Linked DNA regions of Homo sapiens: regions 1 and 2 are each linked to region 3. The links are chromatin loops, found by intact Hi-C in ENCODE. Cell type or tissue: B cell. All regions are shown on one strand. Each heading gives the region's core, and the rest is flanking DNA. Links, peaks and the distances in the headings are about the cores only. Region 1 overlaps UBAC2 (UBA domain containing 2). Region 2 overlaps TM9SF2 (transmembrane 9 superfamily member 2). Region 3 has its middle 4.3 kb from the start of LNCARGI.

Region 1 (3,805 bases), core at 1,306-3,805, 49 kb after region 3:
GCAGCACAGTCCCAAGAGGAATTTGAGGGCCAACCCTGGGGACCTTCTTGCTCTCCTCCCACTGCCCAGGTTGAGGGGAGGCCCGAAGCAGCCAGGGGAGGGCTGAGGACAGGCCTGGCCCAGGGAGCTGACTTTGCCTCAAGTCCATCATGGCCCTCGGGATCCCGGCCAAGTTACCCTGGCACCTTCTCTGATCTGTCTCCTCACCTGAAGAGGTGGGCTACACCAGATAAACACTCTCTAGTTCCAACATTCTACAAACCTGCGAGCCCCCTATGTTTCAGAACAGACGGCCCCTTGGGGAGAAGGGGCTGCTGGGCAAGGGTGCCGTCAGATTGGGGAGAGCCCCCCGTGCCTGGGCCAAGTGCGATTCTGGAGGGTTTCTCCAGTCCTTCTGCGTGGAGCTCACGCAGGACTGTTGCTGCTTCTTCTGTTTCGCTGTGGTGAAGTTGGAGGCCCCGGAATCTGTGGGTCTGGCCATTTGGGGACAGCCCCTGTCCCTAAACGATTTTTGTGTCCGGGTGAGGACCATGGTGGGTCGTAACTTGATTTGCTGGTGTTAGTCTGGGAAGATTCCTATTGCAGACCTCTCTCCCCTACTCCTCCACAGACCTGGGTTACTTTCTTCCCTCCCACTCCAAGTCTACTCAGACTCCCAGGGCAGCTCACACAGAACATTCCAGAAAGGTCACAGAACTGATCAACTTCCCTGAGAATTATGGACTGGCTATAAGGGGCCTACACATTCCAGCTAGTTTCTTGGCACTGTGTAAATTTCTAGGATATTTGAAATTCCCATTAGGCAGGGGGTTCAGCAGACCACAACACTGCAGTTAATGAACAAAAGAGGGCCGGGCACGGTGGCTCACACCTGTAACCCCAGCACTTTGGGAGGCCGAGGGGCGGGTCACCTGAGGTCAGGAGTTCAAGACCAGCCTGGCCAACATGGTGAAACCTCGTTTCTACTAAAAATACAAAAATTAGCTGGGTGTAGTGGTGTGCGCTTGTAATCCCAGCTACTTGGGAGGCTAAGGAAGGAGAATTGCTTGAACCTGGGAGGCAGAGGTTGTAGTGAGCCAAGATGGCACTACTGCACTCCAACCTGGGCAAGAGTGAAACTGTGTCTCAAAACAAAAATAAAATAAAGTAAAATAAAATAAAAAAGAGGCCAAAGCTATTGTTTCTAGCCAATGTAGATCCTTCGTGTTTCTCTCATTTGAAGACGTCCATCTGCTCTCTGTTAGCCCCCAGGCCCTCCTCTTAGGGAGCTAGAGACTCCAGGACAGGAGCTTCCTCGCCTTCGGTCCTCACTTCGACCTTCATTTTCTCCTTCCTCTAGTTCCAGGGGACTGAATGAAGGATGCTTCCGGTTTCTGCGGTGCCCCGCTTCGTGGCTCCTGAGTGCACCCCATTCTGGGCCTGGATCTCACGGTCCCTGTCCCTGGCTCTCCCCTTCCCCACTGCCAAGTGCCCTGGTTGAGCCTGTGCCCCACCTCCGCTTTCTCACTAGTCTTTACATTTCCTCTGGAAGCCGCCACCACTCTGCCCTCGCCCAGGCCCTTCCCAGCAGTAGTGCCGCCCCCCAATCCTTGACACTCCCACATCCCAGCCTGGGCTGCCCTCTCCTGATACTCCTGCCACCTCTCCACCTCTTCCTCCACTCCAGATGCCGAGTTCCTCAGGGTTCCATCCCCAGCCCTCCTCTCTCCTAATTCCTGGTCATCAATTTACTCCATCATCCCAAGAGCAAGACTTGTGATTTGACTCTCTAGTCCCCGCCTCTGTTCAGATTGATTTCCAACATCCAGTGATCACTTCCCCCAGCCCTTCTACCTGAACCCCAAGTCTATTCATGGCATTGTCCAGCCCTTCTACCTGAACCCCAAGTCTATCCGTGGCATTGTTACAATGTAGCTAGTGGGGTTGTTTCTCCATCAGACAGGGCTGTATTGGCAGGTTATAAATTCACATGCTTCTGGCAATTTTTATCATGTGTAAGATTTCAGTCTCAGAGCTGGAATTTTAGTCTGAGCTGTAAAGCCCATTTTGGCGTTCTTGGTCCACCCCTTTACAAAAACACTATTGGTTAGGGGAACTTGGAAGCGAAGAAAATACTCCTGATTCTCACAAATTAAGTATCAGGTAAGCTCTCAGGTTAAGATAAAATTCTTAAGTCTATGGTTTTAGACACTTCCATTTCAACTTAAGAACAATTGTAGGAACGTAAACTCAGGGACTCACAGAATATTCTAAATGACACTGGAATGTGTTCACAATTTTGTACTCAATTTCCCTAACATCTCCACCTTTCTAACCCAAACTCACCCTAGCTTTACAAATCAGAACTTCACAGGCAGGCTTTCCTTAATGTCAGGAGCAGGGGGTCACTATGGAAAATCTTACCTTCTCAATTCACAATCTAGAATCTGCTCACCCAAAAATTAAGCCCCATCTGTTACCACGTGCACAAAATCAAAAGGCTAAACCTTTTCTAGACCTCAGGAAGCCCAGTCAAGTGGCTCACTGGCGCCCTCCTCTGGCTGGGATGGCTCCGCAGGTCTTCCTTGGGGGTGCCATCGGCCTGAAAAAAGAGTCCCAGTGTCTTGACAAGAGGTGTGGAAGCTCTCAGGTATTCAAACTTCTGCGGGGAATGTCTGTGTAGATGTTTTTGTGTCAATATTTGCAGGAAGCAAGAGTGGGTGAGCAACGCGAACCCCAGTAAGACAGAAAACATGGTCAAGCGTGAAAAGGCAGGCGTGTTGTGTGTGTGTGTGTGTGTGTGTGTGTGTGTCCAGAGGGTGGTGATGGAGGGAGAGTGGCCTGGTAGTTGCATGACAAGGATGGAGAACCACGGGCCACCACTGCAAAGGCGAGGACTTGGCAGCTGTAAGGAACTGGGAAAGAGGCTGAAAGAACTAAAGAGAACAAACCAAGCCTGTAGTTGTCTCCCAGCTCTGCCACTATTTAGGTCCTCAATCCTCTACTCTCTAAACAACCAACATAGAGGGTCACTGAGGTTCCTGTGGGCAGGACAAAGGTCTCCAAAATACAATCTCATTCCAAAGGGAATCCTGATTAGCAAACACTCAAGAACAGCTGGCAAGTGTGAATCAAGGCCTCTAATTAGCTACTTGCAAAGGGGCTATTTGCTGCCCCCGTCTCCAAGGGATACCTTTGCCTCTGGTTTGGTTTTACTTGGCTAGGTGCTGTTTAAAGGGGTAGCATGGAGGAGGGGGTGTATTTTTGGGTGTTCTCTGCCTGTGCTCCTTTGCACGGGGAACACAGAGAGTGGATTTTGGTTTGCCTCAGAGGTCAGACACACACGGCTTTGCTCAGCACTCAGGAGGTGTTGACTGTGGCCTAGTTAGGGAATGAAGTCAGGGACATCTCCACCACCATCAACTGTTCCTTGCAACCCGAGATGGCGCAATTCAGATTCAAGGAGGGGCTTGTGCGTGGGACCAGCTGGGCTCCAAGAAAGTCACCTCGACCCCCCTCTGAGCAGCTAGTGGCCCCAGGCAGCCTCAGTGAGGCCGAGCTTCCAGGTTTGCACAGGTAATGCCACTGTGGGCAGTGCTACTTACAGGAACAAAAGCACTTCACTCACTTCAAATGAGCACCCAGTCGTCTGAAGAAAGACGAGCAGTGCGGAGGATTTGGTTGACTGGTAAATATGTATAGCCTGGAACAAGGCTTTATTTGTACAAGTCTGATAGAAAAATACTGAAGAGTAAAACACATTAAAAACTTTATTGTAAGTATCAACATCTAAATTTGCATCAATTTGATACATCGTTGCTCATTT
Region 2 (4,111 bases), core at 1,035-3,534, 110 kb before region 3:
CAATTAAGGAAACTGGAAGACAGTGGAATTAACATATACCCAGAGGTAGTTTCAGAACAATCCCTGTGGCTATCAATACCTCTAAGGAACATTTATTTAAAAAAAAAAATTGTCCTAGTTGGCAAAAATTTAAATACAATTTCTGAAGTCGCTGAGGTAGCTCAAAGAAGAGAATCTTTTTATGGAGGAAGGAAGGTCTTTCCTACACACTCGCTTTCCCTAGAGGAGAGAGATCCTGCTTCCCAAATCCTCCCCAGATGAGAAGGATCTACACAGTGCTTCCTGCCCCATCCCTTCTTTTCCCACCCTCCTCCCTCCGTGGAAGCCAAGAATATCCTGGAACCCTAACCAGACTGTGCCTGCCCACGATGCCTGGGTAAAAGAGACCCTAAATGGTCCCAGTTCTGGGCTGTTTAGACTCAGATGCTGATGGTCTTAAGGACCTGTTCATCTCCAGCCCAGTGCCTCCCTGACAAAGGCTTGGTCTAGGAAGAGCTGAAGGGAGAAACCAAGAGTCAGTCTTTGGGTGCAACTAAACCTGCCCCAAGTCACTTAGATTTTGAGAACCTAAAGGATGCTCAGAAATAATCTGGCTTACCTACCCACTTAGAAAAACTGTGGTGTTTTTTGTTTTTTTTTTTGAGATGGAGTCTTGCACTGTCACCCAGGCTGGAGTGCAGTGGCGCAATCTCAGTTCACTACAACCTCCGCCTCCCAGGTTCAAGCTACTGCCTCAGCCCCACAAGTAGCTGGGATTACAGGCACCTGCCACCATGCCCAGTTTTTGTATTTTTAGTAGAAAGACGGGGTTTCACTATATTGGCCAGTCTGGTCTCAAACTCCTGACCTTGTCATCCACCCGCCTTGGCCTCCCAAAGTGCTAGGATTACAGGCATGAGCCACCATGCCCGGCCAGAAAAACTGGTTTTTAAGCAATTACTGTATTTAGAAAGTATTTTCTACTTGAAAATTTTCAGTTAACACTTACATAGAGTCACAAAGGTCATAATTAAAATCTGTGTCCCGGATCCTAGAAAGACTGATAGCAGCATCCCTTTTCTTGGAGGACGGAATATATCACCATGAACAAGTTTCCAGCCAAATTCTTCCTGGGCATCTTCCTAAAAGGGGAATGAAATCAGTTCGATTGTCTCATGGTATCAACAAGACAACTATAGACAGTTTGTTCACTGTTGAATATGCTGTTACAGAAAACAGGTTTTTTTTAAACTTAAAAATGTTAGTACCTATTTCAATTTTGAAGAATACAGCTTGACTCATGGAGCTTAATATGGCTTTGCTGAACTGTCTTATATGTCAGTTTCTTAAATTTATGACATTAAGGTCTACAAATATACTTATTGAGAAACTTTACAAAGACAATGTGATTGCTACCTAATTCTACTCTAAGTCAAGCTTTGTGATCTGACTTGATGACGATTTTTAGTCACATTCTATCCTCTTCATCCTACTCTTAATGATCTCCACAATAAGCAAATGGCATTAGCTCTCATATTCTAGCTACTTTGCTAATACAGTAAGCATGGATGTAAACATTCATTGAGCACCAACTATAAGCTCGGCTCTGTTTAAAACACCAGATACCACAGTGAGTGTAACAGAAAAATTCCTACTCTCAGGAGTACATGATCTCATTGGGAAGGCAGACAATAAACAAAATAAGTCAGGAAAGTATACTGTACATTAGATGGTAATAAGCGCTGTACAGAAAAACAGGATGTATGGGTGTGTGCAGGACAGGATGTAACATATGTGATGGCTGGGAGGGGTTCAATGGGAAGATCACATTTTGTAAAGATCGGAGGGAGGTAAGGGAACTAGCCATGTAAATGAGGGGCAGACCTTCTTAGCAGATAAAACAGTGAGCTTCGTGAAGGCTCTGAGGTGGAAACCTATGTCTGCCTGGTCTGAGGAACAGCAAGGTAGCCGGCACAGGTGCAGCAGAGTGCTGAGGTAACGTGGGGCCTTAGAAGCCACTGTAAAGCCTCTGACTCTTGCTCTGACTGAACAGAAGTCCCTGGAGGGCCGTGCTCAAGAGTGAAATGATCTGACTTCTGTTTGAGCAGTTTCACTCTGACTGCTGTGCTAAGAGATGGGAAGTAGGACAGGGTTGTGGAAGCAGAGTCACCACTGGCCTGGTTCCACATGGCAACGCTGTGCAAATTAAGATAAAACTCCATTAACAGCAATTATGTGGAACAGCCAATTATAAACAGAGTATTTTAAAATCATTTTAATATTTAATAAGACATAAAATCAATAAAAATCATAGGAAAGAGACTATAGAGTACAAACGTTAAAAGCTTATGAATATTCATATATATTTTCCCCAATCAGAACAGGTCAGAGAGGTTGGGGGACAGGAGGCTGAAGAAGCTGGGGGAAGAGAATACAATAAAAACCTGAGTTTTTTGCATTCATTCCAAATTACTGTGATTCTTGTGAAAATTCTTTTATTATGCTGCCATGAAATGAAGAGTAGAAAATGTGTAACACTGTGCAACTTAAAAAGTTTGAGACTAAAGAGGCTGGAACATGCAATTATTTTAAATATATCAAAAGGTTGAAATGATACAAATTTGTTAAGATTAATTTTAAAAAATTAACCACACAAATAAAAATTGCTTAGGAGTTATTCCATTCAACTTTGTGGTTTCACAAACAGGTATGTGTCAGGGATGGAGAAACCTTACAGAGTTGTAACTGTGCACCTACACCCCACGCTGCACCAGTCCATTCCCACACAGGAGGCTGTGAACAGGTCAGCTCCCAAGGCTGTGCTGACTCCATTTCTATTTTTTTTTTTTTTTTTTGAGACAGAGTCTTGCTCTGTTGCCAGGCTGGAGTGCAGTGGCACGATCTTGGCTCACTGCAGCCTCCGCCTCCTGGGTTCAAGCAATTCTCCTGCCTCAGCCTCCCGAGGTAGCTGGGGCTACAGGTCCCCACCACCACACCCAGCTAATTTTTGTGTTTTTAGGAGAGATGGGGTTTCACCATGTTGGTCAGGCTGGTCTTGAACTCCTGACCTCAGGTGATCCGCCCACCCCGGCCTCCCAAAGTGCTGGGATTACAGGTGTGAGCCACCGCGCCCAGCCAAGAATATTAATTCTTAAGTATCACTTTCTTATTTGAAAATGTGAATTCAAGATAACTTTTGAGAAGAATTTTTTTGTTTTTGTTTTTGTTTTTTGAAGAATGTTTTAAAAGCAGATTCTAAAGCTATTATTTTACCTTTTTGCAAAATAACAATAAACAGTGTCCTTGGCAGACTAAAGACTAAAATGTTTCCACTTACCGTAGAGTCCATCTGATTATATCTAGCAATATCTTTGTGCAGTGTCCGTAACATAATCATAGCTACCATTCCAGATAAGAAGAGAACAATGACCAGGGAATTCATAATGCTGTAGAAATAAGCACATCATGAGTAATCTGTAGCTTAATCCTAGGAACAGTAAAACTCTTTTAAAAACTGTTTATTGAGTAACATTAAAACAGTCTTGATCAAAATCAAAATGAAAGCTATCTGAAATCCAACAAATTCAATGAACTGTGTTCTTTCATGTTTCCCTCCAGTAGATAAATAACATTATATACTTATCATAATACAGTTTCATAGTCTGTTTAGAACTAGAATTTTTTGGTACATGGTCAATATTATGAAATAACTACTGTGCCCAAATCACTGCCACAACAAAGGACTGGCTTGTGCCCTCAAGAAATTTACTGAAGAACAACTTTACTCAGTAAATTAGTGAGTGTCAAAAAGATCAGACAGCAATAGGAAAAGGAGAGTTATGGCAACATGAACAACTCTAGATAAAAGTTTTGAATCATGTTTGAAGGGGATAATAATAAAGTCATAGCAACAACAGCGGCTTCTGTTTCTGAACACTCTTATGTGCCAGACAATGTCCTCAAATATTCTGTCCCATGATGTCCTTTAATCCTCACAACAATCCCATAAGGTGGGTATTTCTAGATAAAGAAACAGACGCTGAGAAATTAAGGGACCTGCTGTGACTCACAATCAGTGGCTGAAAGCCAGGATTTGAACCCAAGGCCAGACTTTTGAATAAAGTAGAGAGGA
Region 3 (4,111 bases), core at 992-3,491:
CGCAGCTTGTCTGTTGCGTCCCACACGTGGTAGGCTGAAAAATGGCTCCCCAAAGGTAAGTCCACATCATAGTCCATGGATCCTGTAAATGTGGCCTTATTTCGGGAAAAGGTCTTTGCAGATGTGACTAAGGACCTTTGGATGAGGAGAGCGTCCCGTCTTATTGCCAGATAAGCCCTGGATGTCATCACAAGAGTTGTTTTAAGAGAGAGGCAGAGGAAGATGTGAGGACACACAGAGGAGAAGGTGATGTGAAGATGAGGTAGAGGTCAGAGTGACAAGCCCACGTGGCCACAAGCTTAGCTGGAGGAGGTCAGGAAGGATCCTCCCCTAGAGCCCTTGGAAGAGGGCAACAAGTATCTGCAATAAATATGGGAATGCAGGTATCTTTTCAAGATACTGATTTTGTTGTCCTTGGATATATACCTAGTAGTGAGATTGCCAGATCATATCCATTCTATTTTTCATTTTTTGGGAACCTCCATACTGCTTTCCATTATGGCTGTACAAATTTACGTTTCCACCAAGAGTGTGCAAGGGTTCCCTTTTTGTCCACATCCTCACCAACACATCTTTCATCTCTTTGGTAATAGCCTTTCTAACAGGTGTGAGGTGGTGCTCCCTGTGGCTTTAATTTGCATTGCTCTAATGATTAGTGATGTTGAACAATTTTTCATAGACCTGTTGGCCATTTGTATGCTTTCTTTTGATAAATGTTTATTCAGGTCCTTGGCCCATTTTTCAAATCATATTATTTCTTTTCTTACTATTGAGTTGTTTGGGTTCCGAATATATTTTGGATGTTAACCCCTTATCAGATGCATGGGTTTACAATATTTTTTCCTATTCTGTAGGCTATCTCTTCTCTCTGTTGTTTCCTTTCCTCCACAGAAGCCTTTTAATTGGATGCAGTTTTGTTTATCTATTTCCACTGTTGTTTCCTGTGCTTTTGGGGTTATATCCAAGAAATCATTGCCCAGACTAACATCATAAAGATTTCCCCCTATATTTTCTTCTAGTACTTTTACAGCTTCCAGGTCTTATGTTTCAGTCTTTAATCCATTTTGAGTTGATTTTTGTATATGGTGTGAGATAAGAGGCATTTCATTCTTCTGCATGTGGATATTAAGGGAATTTTTATAAATGGAAGATTAAAGGACTAGCCAACCAGAAGTGTGATTATGATCACTATTAACTGGACAAAGTGACACCTATGACTTTATTCTTTTCCCATATTCTAGACTAGGGTTTATTACACCAAGGCCCATTAAAAATGCTTGGCAGAGTGGAGGGAGGAAGGTGGTGCCTTGTCACATGTCCTTCGGGAATTAAATTTGGTGATGTTTTCAAGTCCATGATAATCTTAAAAAATGAGTAGGTCTTTTTTTGGACCAACTGGATGGTGCGTTCTAGGGAAGCACGATGCTTGCAGGGTCAGGCCCGTGTTGTGTTGATGGTGGGATGTGCCTGCCGATCTCCTGCCCTTGCAGGGTTTTATTTTTAATGCAGTTTCTCAAACTGAAGTCTCCTTTTATTTTTTTATTTTTATTTTTTTTAATTCACAAGAAAGTATTTTCTTTCAAAGGGGCCTGCATGGATCTTGCGTTTAAGACAGGCCACTCTAACCATACCTGGTGGTACTCGTGCAGAGGGTAAGTGGCTCAGAGAGTGGGCCTGGCCTGGGGTTAAGTCCTATACCCATTTCCTCTGTGCTGCGTGACTCTGGACCGGCAACTCAACCTCTCTGAGCTGTGGCTCTCTGCTCTTTACATGGCAATGCTAACAATAGTTACACAATAGCGTTGTCATAAATATTTCATGAGATGGGGTTTGGAAAGGGCTTCCTTAGCACAGCGCCCGCTATATAGCTAATGTTATATTATGCTCATGAATACCAGTCAGCCAGCAGAAAGCGTGGGGGTAACCACATCTGCGGCGGGGGCTGACATCACAGCAAGGAAACTGTCAGCGCCCGGGCCAGTCACCGCGTCATGCTCCCTTCCCACCACAAGGAGGCGCAGGCACGAGTTTGATTTATTTTATGAGCAAGAACCCAGAGCGTCCGCTGGGGGGCGCAGGTTTTGCGTCCGCAGCAGGCGGCGCTCCTAGGCGTCTTGGGGTCCGCCTTCCTGGAGCCCCAGGAACAGGGTTCTAAAGTCCAGACTGTCATCGGAAGCATCAATAATAAAAATAGCTGTAATTTATTGCATATCTGCTGGGCTCTGAGTGAAGCTCTGTGTGTGTGTGCGTGTGTCTGTGGGTCTGTGTGTGTGTGTGTGTGTGTCTATGTGTGTATCTATGTGTGTGCGTGTGACTGTGTGTCTGTGTGTTTGTGTGTCTGTGCGTGGCTCTGTGTGTGTTTGTGTGTGTCTGTGTGTGAGTGTGCATGTTTGTGTGTGTCTGTGTGTGTGTGCACACATGTGTGCATGCAAGCACCTGTGGGTACATACATGCATATATACAGACACACATCATATGTACATATGCCCATATAATATATTCTAGGTATTTAGTATATTTCAGAGTGGAGTGCACAGCATAAACACGATGAAGAAAAATTGCACAGAGAAGCAGATATTCTCAGGACCAAAATACTTTATTTACTTATTTATTTATTGAGACAGTCTCATTCTGTCGCCCAGGCTGGAGTGCAGTGGCGTGATCACAGCTCACTGCAGCCTCAACCTCCTGGGCCCAAGCAATCTTTCCACCGCAGCCTCCTGAGTAGCAGGGACTACAGTCACATGCCACTAAGCCTGGCTAATTTATTTATTTAGTAGAGACAAGGTCTAGTTTTGTAGCCCAGACTGGTCTTGAATTCCTGGGCTCCAGTGATCCTCCTGCCTCAGCCTCCCAAAGTGTGGGATTACAGGTGTGAGTCACCGCACCCAGCCTTGAGAAATTCTTTTCTCTGAATTATCAACCTGGGTTAAAAGGTACTCATTGTCAGCTGAGAGGCCGAAGTATCCAGGCAGCTTTCACAATAGTGTTTCTGGTGCAGGAGGAGATTTTTATTGTTCACAGGGCAGAAGTGTGAGACAGGACCTGGTATATACAGGTACTTCATCTGTTGTAAGATAAAAAGCTATTAAATGTAGCTCTGCTATAAAGAAATTCTTTTTCTTGGAGCCTTGAGAAGCCAAGCGGTTACTCTAAAATGCTCTGGGACAATTATCATGGAGAGCTCAAGGCAGTTGAGGAACACAGACTCTGTGGTCTTGACTATATTTATTTTCTTCTTTGTGTTTGCAAACATGTGCCATGCTTTCTACAAGAGCATGAATTATTATAGTTTAAAGATTCACATTCATCAAAGCCAGTCCCAGCTGAGGCAGATACAGGTGAGTGATACACGATGGGGTGCATGCTGAGGTCAGGGAATCCATTCATCAGCACGTTTGTATTCAGATCTCAGTGTGTGCATAGCACTGCGCTTGGTGAGGAGGGGAGACAGGAGGCGGAGCCACAGTCCTGCCATCAAGGGGGAGGAAAGGGATGGAAGGGAAGGGACCTTTAGCATTTATTGTACCCCAGACACAGTTTATACACATGTGACTCCCTTAATATTCACAAAGGACCTCTGAGGAGCTGTTATTATGATCCTCATCCTGCAGAGGAGCAAACTGAAGCCCAGAATGGGAAGCTACTCTGCCAGGTAAGAGCAAAACCTGCACCTCCGGAATCCCTACCTGCCCTGCTCTGCCAGGCTTAGGCCCACGAAGGATTCATTAACAATGTCAGGCAGGCAGTGTGGACCATGGTAGGGGAAATGCCCCAATGGGAAGGATAAAGGAGTTTTGGCCGTCAGTGACTCTTATTTGGGAAACCAAGAAATTGCCTGGACTTTCCCAAAGGTACAGGGAGGTTTGGACGTGTTAAACTGGAGCCCACATGGTGGCGCGCACCTGTTGTCCCAGTGACTGAGCTGGGCTTGAGCCCAGGAGGTTGAGGCTGCAGTGAACCATGGTCCTGCCACTGCACTCCAGCCTGGGCAACAGATTGAGACCCTGTCTCAAAATAAAAATAAAAATAAAAATAAAAAAAGTGGAGCCCAGCTGGAGGCAGAGACAGGCCCAGCAATGAAGAAACAGTGAGCTGAGAGGGGTGGAGA

The links. Peaks named below come from ENCODE experiments on the same cell type or tissue, not always from the same donor. Only the 100,000 strongest peaks of a DNase experiment are listed, where the experiment ranks them.
Region 1: a loop joins it to region 3, with 17 times the contacts of the local background. A loop is called at or near these places in 29 of 110 quality-filtered maps.
Region 2: it touches region 3 in a loop (2.8-fold over the local background); 3 of 110 quality-filtered maps call a loop at or near these places.

What each region holds. Positions count from the first base shown.
Region 1 is chr13:99,386,355-99,390,159 of GRCh38, reverse strand. It overlaps UBAC2 (UBA domain containing 2), which reads right to left. Exons shown (of 9, transcript NM_001144072.2): 9 at 3,656-3,805. Among named protein-coding and RNA genes, the nearest start is that of MIR623, 32 kb to the right of the region's middle. In B cell, for the core only: CTCF peaks have their summits at 2,335 and 2,535 (motif pointing left); a DNase peak (open chromatin) is centred at 2,529; H3K27ac peaks cover 2,446 bases.
Region 2 is chr13:99,540,873-99,544,983 of GRCh38, reverse strand. TM9SF2 (transmembrane 9 superfamily member 2) reads right to left here. Exons shown (of 17, transcript NM_004800.3): 9 at 3,317-3,425; 10 at 989-1,121. Among named protein-coding and RNA genes, the nearest start is that of LINC01039, 34 kb to the left of the region's middle. RefSeq lists an enhancer at 1,674-1,733 and a silencer at 2,084-2,153. In B cell, for the core only: no CTCF peak of the experiment used is centred there; a DNase peak (open chromatin) is centred at 1,983; H3K4me3 peaks cover 600 bases; H3K27ac peaks cover 2,500 bases.
Region 3 is chr13:99,434,982-99,439,092 of GRCh38, reverse strand. No RefSeq gene overlaps it. Among named protein-coding and RNA genes, the nearest start is that of LNCARGI, 4.3 kb to the right of the region's middle. RefSeq lists an enhancer at 1,991-2,140. In B cell, for the core only: CTCF peaks have their summits at 1,841 and 2,043 (motif pointing right); a DNase peak (open chromatin) is centred at 2,012; H3K4me3 peaks cover 453 bases.